Linked DNA regions of Homo sapiens: region 1 is linked to region 2. The links are chromatin loops, found by intact Hi-C in ENCODE. Cell type or tissue: heart left ventricle. All regions are shown on one strand. Links, peaks and the distances in the headings refer to the core of each region. The heading gives the core; the rest is flanking DNA.

Region 1 (5,369 bases), core at 287-5,286, 130 kb after region 2:
TCAGGAGAGGGGGCAGGCACTGGCTGGCTGGTGACTGCTTTCACTCCTGGCTGTCACTGACTTGCTGTGTGACCTCAGGCAGGGAGCTTTTCCCCTGAGCCTCCCTCCCCTAAACCTATCTGAAATTTGGGGAGGCACAGTGCAGGCTCTGGTACACAGTGGGTCTTCAGTAAATGCATGCTAAATCTTGGTGCCAGTAACCCCAGACCCTTTTGTAGCTAGGCGAGGGGTGGTGTGGCTAGGTCAAGGTCTTTTTCACCTCCCTGTACCCCTGCATCATTGTATTCTTGGGGATTGTTTGCTGAGTCTTTCCTGACTGTGTACACTCTGGACTGGATGCACAGTAACGTGGGACTAGGTCTGCCCTGCCACTATCTAGCCATGTATTTTTGGATAGATTTATGTCTTCTTTCTGATCATCAGATTTTAAAATGGGCTGGGTGAATATGATGGTCCCTGAAACAGCTCTTAACTTCTCTTTCATATTCCATGAATTAGTAGGTTCTTGGAAGGAGGATGTGCCTCATCAAGGCCTCGATATTCCCTTCCTTCAAGAGGGGCCAAACTTTCTGGGCTTTTGGTAATGGAGTCACTAGCTCCCTGTGGCTACATATGGGTTGGGATACATGAATTGTGCTGGGTGGACACTAGTTGGGGGTGGCCCCACCTTCTTAATCCCTGTAGATCTCCCACCCCCATCCCACCAGAGAAGCCAGCATCTTAAGCCTACTGTGAGTCTGCAGATGTGGAAATATTCTCAGGGTATGGAAGTGAGGTGATTCTGCAGCAAGTGTGAAAACATTTCTAGGGAATGGGGGAGGTAGCAATAAGCATGGCAATACTGCAGGTGGATTAGCAGAAAGAGGAGAAATGCCTTCAGGGAAGTCTGGACATGCCCCCAGGAAGTTCTACAGGAAGTGTGGAAACACCCTTAGAGAATGGTGACAAGTGTCTCAGCAGCAAAACCGTTGAGCATCTTTAGGGAACAGGTGTGGAGAGTCAGTCAGGCTTCAGGTACTGGGGGAGTATGGCCAGCAGCCCCCAGCCAAGCTCTAGTCCTGAGGTAGGCTGGCATGGGGAGGGGGTAGATCTAGAGCTACCACCTTGGTGTTTCCATTTCTGCAGTAGGGGGCCTCCCTCTTCATCTTCACCCAGGGAAGGATTGGTTAAGGGCTTACCTCGGTCTGGGTCCAACCCTCAGTGCTCATCCTTAAGGGCTCCTGGGAACTGACAGCTCCCTCCCTTCATCATCACCTCCCACTGACCTGCTGTCTCACTGAGCCCAAGCAACCTGATCTTCCTCCTACCCCTGGATGCTGCCCTTGAACAGGAGCCTGGGAAAAGGGGGTCAGAGGGGGGAGGGCCTGCCGGCATGCCATCTTTACACTTCATATGACAGACACAACCGAGGTGTGCCAAATCACATGGTAAGATGGTAGCAGTTCTATGGGATTTCTGCTGGCCAGTGCTTTTCAAACCACACAGGCTCCAGGAGTGGTTCTTAATCTCTGGGGTCAAAGATTGCTGTTTAGGAAATCATGATGAAAACCAAGGTCCTTTTTCCCAGAAAAATACACATGGACCATGACCCCTGGCCACCAAATTGAAAATATCAAATTCAGACAGACACCCAGAAAAGGCAATAGAATATAGTGATTCTGGGTGCTGCCTCTGGAATCTGATTGTGTGGATTCAATCCCACCTTTGTCTCCTACTAGCTCTGAGACTTTGGGACAGTTAACTTCTCTGAGCCTCAATTTCTTAACTGTAAAGTAAGGACAGTAATTATCCACTTCCTGTAGTTGTTGTGAGGATTACATGAGGTAATATAGGTAAAGCTGCTTAGCATAGTGCCTGGAACATAAATGTTAGCTATATCATTATTATTATTTTGAGACCAAGTTTCGCTCTGTCACCCAGGCTGGAGTGCAGTGGCACCTCGCAGGTTCCAGTGATTCTCCTGCCTCAGCCTGGGATTACAGGCACCTGCCACCACGCCCAGCTAATTTTTGTATTATTAGTAGAGATGGGGTTCACCACGTTGGCCAGGCTGGTCTTGAACTCCTGGCCTCAAGTGATTCACCCACTTCTGCCTCCCAAAGTGCTGGGATTACAGGCGTGAGCCACTGTGCCCGGCCTAGCTATATTATAATGATAACAAGCAGACAATATGGGCAATTTCCTCCCTGCCTGGAGAACTCCTATTTACTCCTCAGAGTGCAGCTTGGATGTCCAATTCTCTGGAGACCTTCCCTGGCAGAGCTGTGTCATGTGTCACTCTATGTTCCTAAAGCACCCTGTAATAATAACTAATTTATTAGTTTGTTGAGTGCTTACCATATGCCCAGACAGTTCTAAGCACTTTATAAGTGTTTAGCTCATTTAATTCTTCCTCCTCCATCTTTTTTTCTCATTCAATAACTTTGGTATAGCTCATTTAATTCTTATTAGAGCCTGGAGGAGGATACTATTATTAGCTTATTTAATTCTTATAAGAGCCCGGAGGAAGGTACTATTATCATTGTCTTTTGACAGATGAGAAAACTAAGGCACAGATAAGTTAAATAACTTTCTAAAATCATACAGAAGATAAAAAAAAAACCCTGGATTTGAATGCAGAAAGCACATCTTCCCAAAGCGTCCGCACACATCCCCGTTGTGTGTACCCTTCTCCCTGCTCTGGGGGTGATATCTTCTGGCCTCTTCCCCAGGCCAGGAGTGGGGTGAACCTCAATCAGTGGTGGCTCTCACGTCCTTCTGATTCCCAGGTTTTTGCACTGCCATAGGGCGCCCCCGTGAGGCGCTTCGCCCCCCACCATGTTCCAGCGCCTCTCCAGCCTCTTCTTCAGCACCCCCTCGCCCCCCGAAGACCCCGACTGCCCCCGCGCCTTCGTGTCGGAGGAGGATGAAGTGGACGGCTGGCTCATCATTGACCTGCCGGGTGAGGCCTGGGTCTGTCTCCTGGGCCTGTGAAGTCATTCTAAGGGCAGATGGCCTAGCAGCGGAGGGGAAGGGCGCTGCTGGGGGACGGGGGAGTCCCCCAAGCCTACTGGAGGTGGGGTCACGGGGCCCCTTCCCATGAAAGCCGGGGCTCTCTCCTGGCGGCCCAGGAGAGGCCCGCACGTCAGGTCCCCTAGGGCAGCAGGGCGAGACGCCTGGCCCGTGGGTGCCCCGGGGCGCTGCGGACGGGCTGCGGGTCTGACTAACGATGCCCTTTCTCTCCCCGCCCCCTTGTCCGGTGTGTGTGTGTGTGTGTGTGTGTGCCTCCTCGCTGCTCCCCTCCTCTGCACGGCTCCCATCCCGCGCCCCGTAGACAGCTACGCGGCTCCACCCAGCCCCGGGGCCGCCCCTGCCCCCGCGGGCCGCCCTCCGCCCGCGCCCTCCTTGATGGACGAGAGCTGGTTTGTTACCCCTCCCGCCTGTTTTACGGCAGAGGGGCCTGGACTCGGTCCCGCCCGCCTCCAGAGCAGTCCCCTGGAGGACCTCCTCATCGAGCACCCCAGCATGTCCGTTTACGTCACCGGCAGCACCATAGTGCTAGAGCCCGGGTCCCCTTCCCCGCTCCCGGACGCGGCCCTGCCTGACGGCGACCTCAGCGAAGGGTGAGCGGGCCGGGGGCGGAGCCTGGAGGCCCAGGGAGACGGATCTTGGAGGCCAGGGTCCAGGCTAGGAGGCTGGGGTAGTGGGGCCAGGAGCCCGCCCCGCGCTCGAGGGGGTAGCGGCCTTGGGAGGGTTGCCTTTGAGACAAAGTGGGGGGCCGGTGGGCCTCCGGGCGAGGCTAGAAGCGGGCCTGAGGACGGAGGGGCGGGGCTTGAGAGGGAGGGGCGTGGCCAAGAGGCTGGGGCCGGGGTTGGAGGCTTGAGGAGCGTGGCTGGAGCGCCTAGGGAGTGGGACTTAAACAGAAAGGCAAGGGTGGAATAGGGGGTGGGGGTCCAGTCTCCCCCGAGGTCCAGTTTACCTGTTAAGGGCTAGAACCGAGGAGGCACCTCCGGGTTGGTACCCACAAGAAGGGCGTCGGGCACCCCAATCTGAACAGACACAGAACTGAGCCGAAGCAAGGGTGGGAGATGGCAGCGCCCTCTAGACCCCCCGCCCAGCTTACCCGGCTTGACCGAGCCTGGCTCTGTCCTCACAGGGAATTGACGCCCGCCCGCCGCGAGCCGCGGGCCGCGCGCCACGCCGCTCCTCTCCCAGCGCGGGCGGCGCTGCTGGAGAAGGCGGGCCAGGTGCGGCGGCTGCAGCGGGCCCGGCAGCGGGCAGAGCGCCACGCGCTGAGCGCCAAGGCGGTGCAGCGGCAGAACCGAGCCCGCGAGAGCCGTCCGCGCCGGTCCAAGAACCAGAGCAGCTTCATCTACCAGCCGTGCCAGCGCCAGTTCAACTACTGAGCGTCCACCGGCCGCGCCACGAACCCCTTGCCGATCCCGATCCCTGTCGGGCTCCTCCGACTCCTCGGGCTGGACACCGAAACCTCCCTTCTTAAAGCGTGTGAGGTTGGGTGATAGCCGTTCCTTCCCCGACACCCTCAATTTCCCCATCTCTGATCCTCTAATCTGCCTCTGAACCCATTCACCCTTCACCCTCACTCCTGGTCCCCATACCCAGCATCTAATCATCCATGCCCCCTACTCCTGGCCCCTCCATCCTTTCTTCTCTGGTCCCCATCCCTGTCTCTCCCTTTCACCCTTGCCCTCCAGTCCTCTACCTCTGGCCTGCCCCTATTTCTGAAAGCTTCTTCCAGTCCCTGATCTGGCTCATTCCCCACCTTCAACTCCCACCTTACATGTCTCACACTATCCCATGGTTGGCATTACACTCACTCCTGTTCCCTTATTCTTCATTCCCAGTAATTCCCTACCAAATGGTGGGGACCCTGAGCCCAGCTCTGACCAGGTAGAGCCTGTGCAGCCTGGGCTGCTGTCATTGCCCTCCAGTAAGGGCTCAGGGTTTTGCTTTTAGTCTCCCCTTCCTTCTGCCTTGGGGGCGGTACTCTGTGGAGCTGCTTAGGCCTGGAAAGGTACAGTATGTAGAAGAGGACTGTGAGACGTGAGTTAGAGGGAGAAGATGGAGGGAATCTAGGGAACGAGGCAGCCTATTGGAGATGCGGACAGGACAGACACGTTGAGAAGCTGCAGGGAGCAGGGCACCAAGGGAGTGTGCACTGTGCTTGCTCAGAGAGGCCAAACCCTGCTCCCAGGCTGAAGCCTGGAGTCTGCCCCCACTTCCCTTTTCTATAATCCACCCTTCTGCAGGCCCTGAAATCTGAAGGGCTTAGTTAGTACCTTGCCACTCTACCCCCAACACGTCACCCGAGTAGAAGCTGGGCAAGGCCCTACCATCCTGGCCGTCTGTTCACAAGCCCAAGGTGCTAG
Region 2 (5,369 bases), core at 312-5,311:
GAAAGCTCTCCCTGAGGTCTCAGGAAGGACCTGCTACTCAAGGGTGATCCAGAGGCAGACAGGCTGGCTGGCTTCAGCCAAACAGGAGTGTAGCATGGCAGCCGGGTACAGACCTTGGTTAAAATCCTGCTCTGCATTTATTAGCAAGTTTCTCTAGACCTCAGCTTCCTCATCTGTAAACTGAGGCTACACACCTAGTATGTACTTATAAAAATTAAAAATTAGGGTGGGCATGGTGGATCATGCCTGTAATCCCAGCACTTTGGGAGGCTGAGGTAGGAAGATTGCTTGAGCCCAGGAGTTCAAGACCAGCCTGGGCAACATAGTGAGAGCCCATCTCTAAAAAAATTTTAAAATTTAAAAATAAAAAATGTTTAAAAATAAAAATAAAATGGGGCTAAAATGCACACTTCATTTGGTAAACAAGATGACATGTGAAAAAATGACACAGATATATCACTGGCTACATTAGTTTTCCATTGCTACTATAGCAAATTCCCACAAACTTAGTGATTTAAATAATATTCTTTATTATTAAACAGTTCTGGAGGTCAGAAGTTCCAAAATGGGTCTCACAGGCTAAAATCTCTAGAGGAGAACCCCTTGCTTGCCTTTTCCAGCACCCAGAGGCCCCCTGCATTCCTTGGTTCATGACCCCCTTCCAGCTGCAAATCCAGCAATGGTGGATTGAGGCCTTCTCACATTGCATCACTCAGACCTTCTCTTCTGCCTCCCTCTTCCATCTTTTTTTTAAAATAGACTATTTATTTTGAGATGGAATCTCACTACATTGCCCAAGCTGGAGTGGAGTGGCTGGATCATATCTCACTGAAGCCTCGAATTCCTGGGCTCCAGGGATCCTCCTGTCTCAGCCTCCTGAGTAGCTGGAACTACAGGCATGCACAAAGAAGCCCAGTGGACTTTATTTTTTAGGGAAGTTTTAGTTTCACAGCAAAATTGGGCAGAAGATTTCCCATATTCCCCCCACCTCCACCTCTTCCACTTTGAGGGACACTTGTGATTACACTGGGGCCACCTGGATTGTCCAGGATAATCTCCCCTCCCAAGGTCTTAAAGTCCCTTTGCCATGTAAGGCGATGTCTTCACAGGTTCTGGGGATTACAACGTGGACATCTTTGTGAGGGGAGGGCTACTACCCTGCCTACCACACTGTACTTTTTCCCCCGTTTTAACTCTCTAGGGGTTATCACACAGGAGGATTGTCTGTTACTTTTCTTTATCTTTATCATATTTTTAAAAACTAATAAATATCATTTAAAATAATTAAAAGAATACCTTTTTAAAAAGAACTTAGCACTGTGCCTGGTTCCCAGCAGACACTTAATGAATGGAAGTTCCCTTCTCTTCTCTGATACTGACCTTCAGGAAATCCCTTCTCCCAAGTGACAGTTTTGAGAGACTTAAAGGGTGGAGAAACTCCCAAACATTTAGGCCATTTATATTAGTTGTACAACTTAGTAGAGATGCTATACTGGGGGCTCATGCATTGCAAGGGGCCTAGATGATACAGATGATTCTCAACTCCCGCTACAAAACAAAATCACGGCCGGGTATGGTGGCTCACGCCTGTAATCCCAGCACTTTGGGAGGCTGAGGCAGGTAGATCACCTGAGGTCAAGAGTTCGAAACCAGCCTGGCCAACGTGGCAAAAACCCGTCTCTACTAAAAATACAAAAATTAGCCAGGCATGGTGGCGGGTGCCTATAATCCCAGCTACTCAGGAGGCTGAGGCACGAGAATTGCTGGAAGTGGAGAGGCAGAGGTTGCAGTGAGCCGAGATTGCACCACTGCACTCCAGCCTGAGCAACAGAGCAAGACTCTGTCTCAAAACAAACAAACAAACAAACAAACAAAACAAAATGAAATCACACGGAGAGCCCTCAGACTAGTCAAAGTCTCTAGGGTGGGGTTCAGGCATCCATATGAGGTTTTAAAAGCTTCCCAGGTAATTCCAATATGCAGTCGAGGCTGCGAACCACTGGATTACAGCTGCAGCCCCTTACAGTCTGCAACAGAGATGCCACCCAACTGTGTCAAAAGGAGAATAATCAGGACACGGTAGTTCACAGTTCTTTGTAAAGCTGAATGTTTTCAAGTTACAGTTCATTCTTTATTGAGAAATGATAGGTATCATTTTGTTGTTGTCATTAAAAAGTCCTTCATTTTATAACATGGGGAAGAATGGCTGGTAGTTGATTGTTTTAATGTCTTCAGCAAAATAAAAAGCTGGCAATCTGTCACCCGAGTTTATTGAAACATTAGTGGTCTAAGAAATCCCACAATTTGGACACTGGCCTGGAGGGCTTGCAAGATCCTCTTTTCTAATCTGAAGTTTCTCAATTCTGGGTTTTCAAAGATGAGAGGCCAAAACCCTGACTCAAGCCTCCTGAGACCTCCCAGGAACAAGGAGTCTTGCAAAGGGACGTTTTCACTGAGAATTACTATTATTATTAAACCATGTTACTACCTCAAGAAGGAGAACAAATGCTTCCCACTCCTCTAACCCAACATCACTATGTACATTTCTCAGTGGTTCTTTCTGATCCCCTGGAAATTATTTTGCTGAAAAGAATACAGACTATTCCCAAAATAAAATGTTTGCAGCCTGCCAGACCAGGTGGTTCTTGTTCTGTGCCTCCAGCCAGGGACACAGATTTCAGACAGGGTGACAGGAAGGAAACCAAGTGCAAAGAGACGAGAGAAGCTCACTGGCAGCCTCTGGGTGCTATCTCGAAGGGCTGCAAAGATACATTCCCATGCGGCTAGAGAACCATCACCAGCATGCAGTTGGCTTCTGGCCTGTGGTGACCTCTGCAGGAATGGGGAGCTGCTATTCACTCTTGCTGGCTGACAGGCCAGAAGATTAAAGCTATATATGCCAGAGCAGATGGAGCTGGAGACCTGGGGTACGGGACAGCTTGTTCCAGGCATCAGAAAGCGTCAGAGGTGACCAGGGCCTAACAAGGTGAAAGGCTTCACCCTTCATCAGACTTGCGAGGCCAGATGGAATCAGGTTCCCCACCACATTCACTGGGTGGCTTATCCAATCTCTGGCACCATGATTGATGAACTGGAACTTCAGGCAAGCCACTTTCCCTTCAGAGCCTCAGGCATTCGGAAAGAAAATCTCACCTGAAAAATCCAGTCCAATCAGAAGGGGAACAGGGGGGATTTGGGGACTTCAAAGGCCATGGTGATATTCCCTTTCTTAAACGAGGTGCCAAAACACGTGGGAATATATTTTATCATGATTCTTTATATGTATATCTATCAACATTCTTTTATCGCTATACAATAGTAATAAAAACAAAACAAACACACACACAAATCCAGCCCTTTGGTAACTGGCTCCTTCTGCTGTACCATGCAGGCTGGCATGGGTTCTGCCAGCAGGCTGTTCCCTAACACCACAATTGTGCGTCTGTATGACTCATCCAAGCTCCAGAGAGTCCAGCGTCTGGGACCTACACTCAGGGAGGGGCCACGTTCCTTTTCTCCTCTCCACTGCACAGGAAAACAGAAAGGTGAATGTGGGAGCATGCATGTTAGCGCTGACAGCTAATGTTTAAATGGAATTCCTAGCCACATTAAATATATTCAACGTAGGCTTAAACACGTCTCAACACATACATCCCACTCATAGGTCCTAAGGACCAGGGCTGATGCTGCTCCCAGCTAATAATGATTCACAGTTGTCAAGCCCCAAGCAGGTTCTCCAAGCACGTGTACTCCCTGCTGCAGGAGCAGTGAAGCAAAGGTGGACAGCTACTGTTCTCTGCAGGATCTTCAGACAACCTGAACCTGCAGACTATGTGCCCTGCCAGCCAGCAAAAGCAACTATTAGATCATTCAGGTTTCTGGAAACCCCATCCTTCTTCTTTGTGCCTCCTCACCCCAGAGGGCATAAAATAGTTTATTCGTCTTGAAAAATATGTTTATTCTGATGACTCTGGCTACCAAGCCCGAAGCTCTGATCACGGAACTATGTGAGAGACTCCCCTGCATAATTATTACTCACGATACTAACTGCAGTGCTATTTACAGATATTCTTTCTCAAACTTAACACACTCATGAGTTATTTTCTTTATTTGATTAATGGAAAAATCAGATGCTCAGAAAGGTTAAATGATGTGCCTAAGAACACATGGGGCTCGTAATGGCAATGCCAGGAATCGGAGTCAAGTGACTCTCCAGACTGCTCAGCAAATGGGATGAAAGACAGTCACTGAGAGAGAAAGAGTGCCCAGTGTGGGATGGGCAACCACAAAAATCCATTCTACATTCTTGAAATCCACTATCACAAACTGAGGCATGTCCATGTTTTGGTGGTCTCATGGTTTGTCACTGGCCACTCTGCCGAGGGGCCCCAAGCTGACTCTCAACCTGCTGGACTGGGTGACTCTTGTCTGTGCAGAGAGGATGTCACCACAGAAGACACTGCTTCCTCCTCCCAGTCAGGCCAGATGGGTCACAGCCCCACTAGGCCATCACCTGCAGGCGTAGCCCTGGCTCAGCTGCCCACACCACTGTTTACCTTCACTCAGAGGCACACTCCTATAGGTAGGCTGCTTCCCACAGCTAGTCAGTTTCACTTCCTGGTTGACACCCAAAACAACAACAAAGATTCACTTCCTCTGAAGCCTGCACTCCCTAGTTCATTCTTGACACCTTGCTGGACACCCACAGCAGGCAAGGAAAGTTCAACAGCTCCCTTCCATGCCTCGTTTAGAGAATCAGGTGGTGCTGGGCCACTGACACTGCCTCTTTATTGGGGAGGTTTAAAAACCCGCTCCACAAATGTTTGCAAGGTCTTCTATGTGTCAGCTTCAGTCCTGAGTGCTGGGGACACAAAGGTGAATGAGTTGTGATATCTACCCTGACGGAGCCCCCAAACAATGAAAAGAACCCACCATAGAGGGCTAAGAGCACTGGGGGCCTAGGCAGCACAGATAGGTCACCACTAAGCCACCTCTGAAGAGGGGATGGTTAGAGCTTAGAGGGGTTGTCACAGTGGGCAGGGAAGTCTAACTTTGCCCCTCTGCCTTCTAGTAACCTTTGGGTGCAGCGCTGGGGAATGGTTCAAAGCCCAGGGCATAGAGTTCTGCTGTCTAGTATGGTAGCCTAGCTACATGTGGCTTCTGAAATTTAAATTAAAAATTCAGGTTCTCAGGCACACAAGTGGCTAGTTACCCTATTGAACTGTGCAGACAGAGGACTTTTTCATCATCATAAAGCCCTGCTGGACAGCACTGGGTAGGGGTTCACAGATCTGGATTCCAATCCCGGCTCTTCTAATTAGAAGTCACGTGACTTTGAATGAGTGGCTCTACCTTTCTGTACCTCAGTT

The links. Peaks named below come from ENCODE experiments on the same cell type or tissue, not always from the same donor. Only the 100,000 strongest peaks of a DNase experiment are listed, where the experiment ranks them.
Region 1: a loop joins it to region 2, with 2.1 times the contacts of the local background. A loop is called at or near these places in 48 of 110 quality-filtered maps.

Annotation. Positions count from the first base shown.
Region 1 is chr20:34,705,923-34,711,291 of GRCh38, forward strand. TP53INP2 (tumor protein p53 inducible nuclear protein 2) reads left to right here. Exons shown (of 5, transcript NM_021202.3): 3 at 2,769-2,941; 4 at 3,314-3,602; 5 at 4,136-5,369. The coding sequence starts at 2,818. The coding sequence ends at 4,385. Among named protein-coding and RNA genes, the nearest start is that of TP53INP2, 4.3 kb to the left of the region's middle. RefSeq lists silencers at 2,603-2,897, 2,997-3,556, 3,597-3,856, 4,107-4,276. In heart left ventricle, for the core only: CTCF peaks have their summits at 2,799 (motif pointing left), 4,021 and 4,221; DNase peaks (open chromatin) are centred at 2,849, 3,699 and 4,229; H3K4me3 peaks cover 2,304 bases; H3K27ac peaks cover 3,993 bases.
Region 2 is chr20:34,575,869-34,581,237 of GRCh38, forward strand. The region is part of intron 10 of PIGU (phosphatidylinositol glycan anchor biosynthesis class U); the gene reads right to left. Among named protein-coding and RNA genes, the nearest start is that of MAP1LC3A, 20 kb to the left of the region's middle. In heart left ventricle, for the core only: a CTCF peak has its summit at 3,413; DNase peaks (open chromatin) are centred at 2,829 and 3,416; H3K27ac peaks cover 2,110 bases.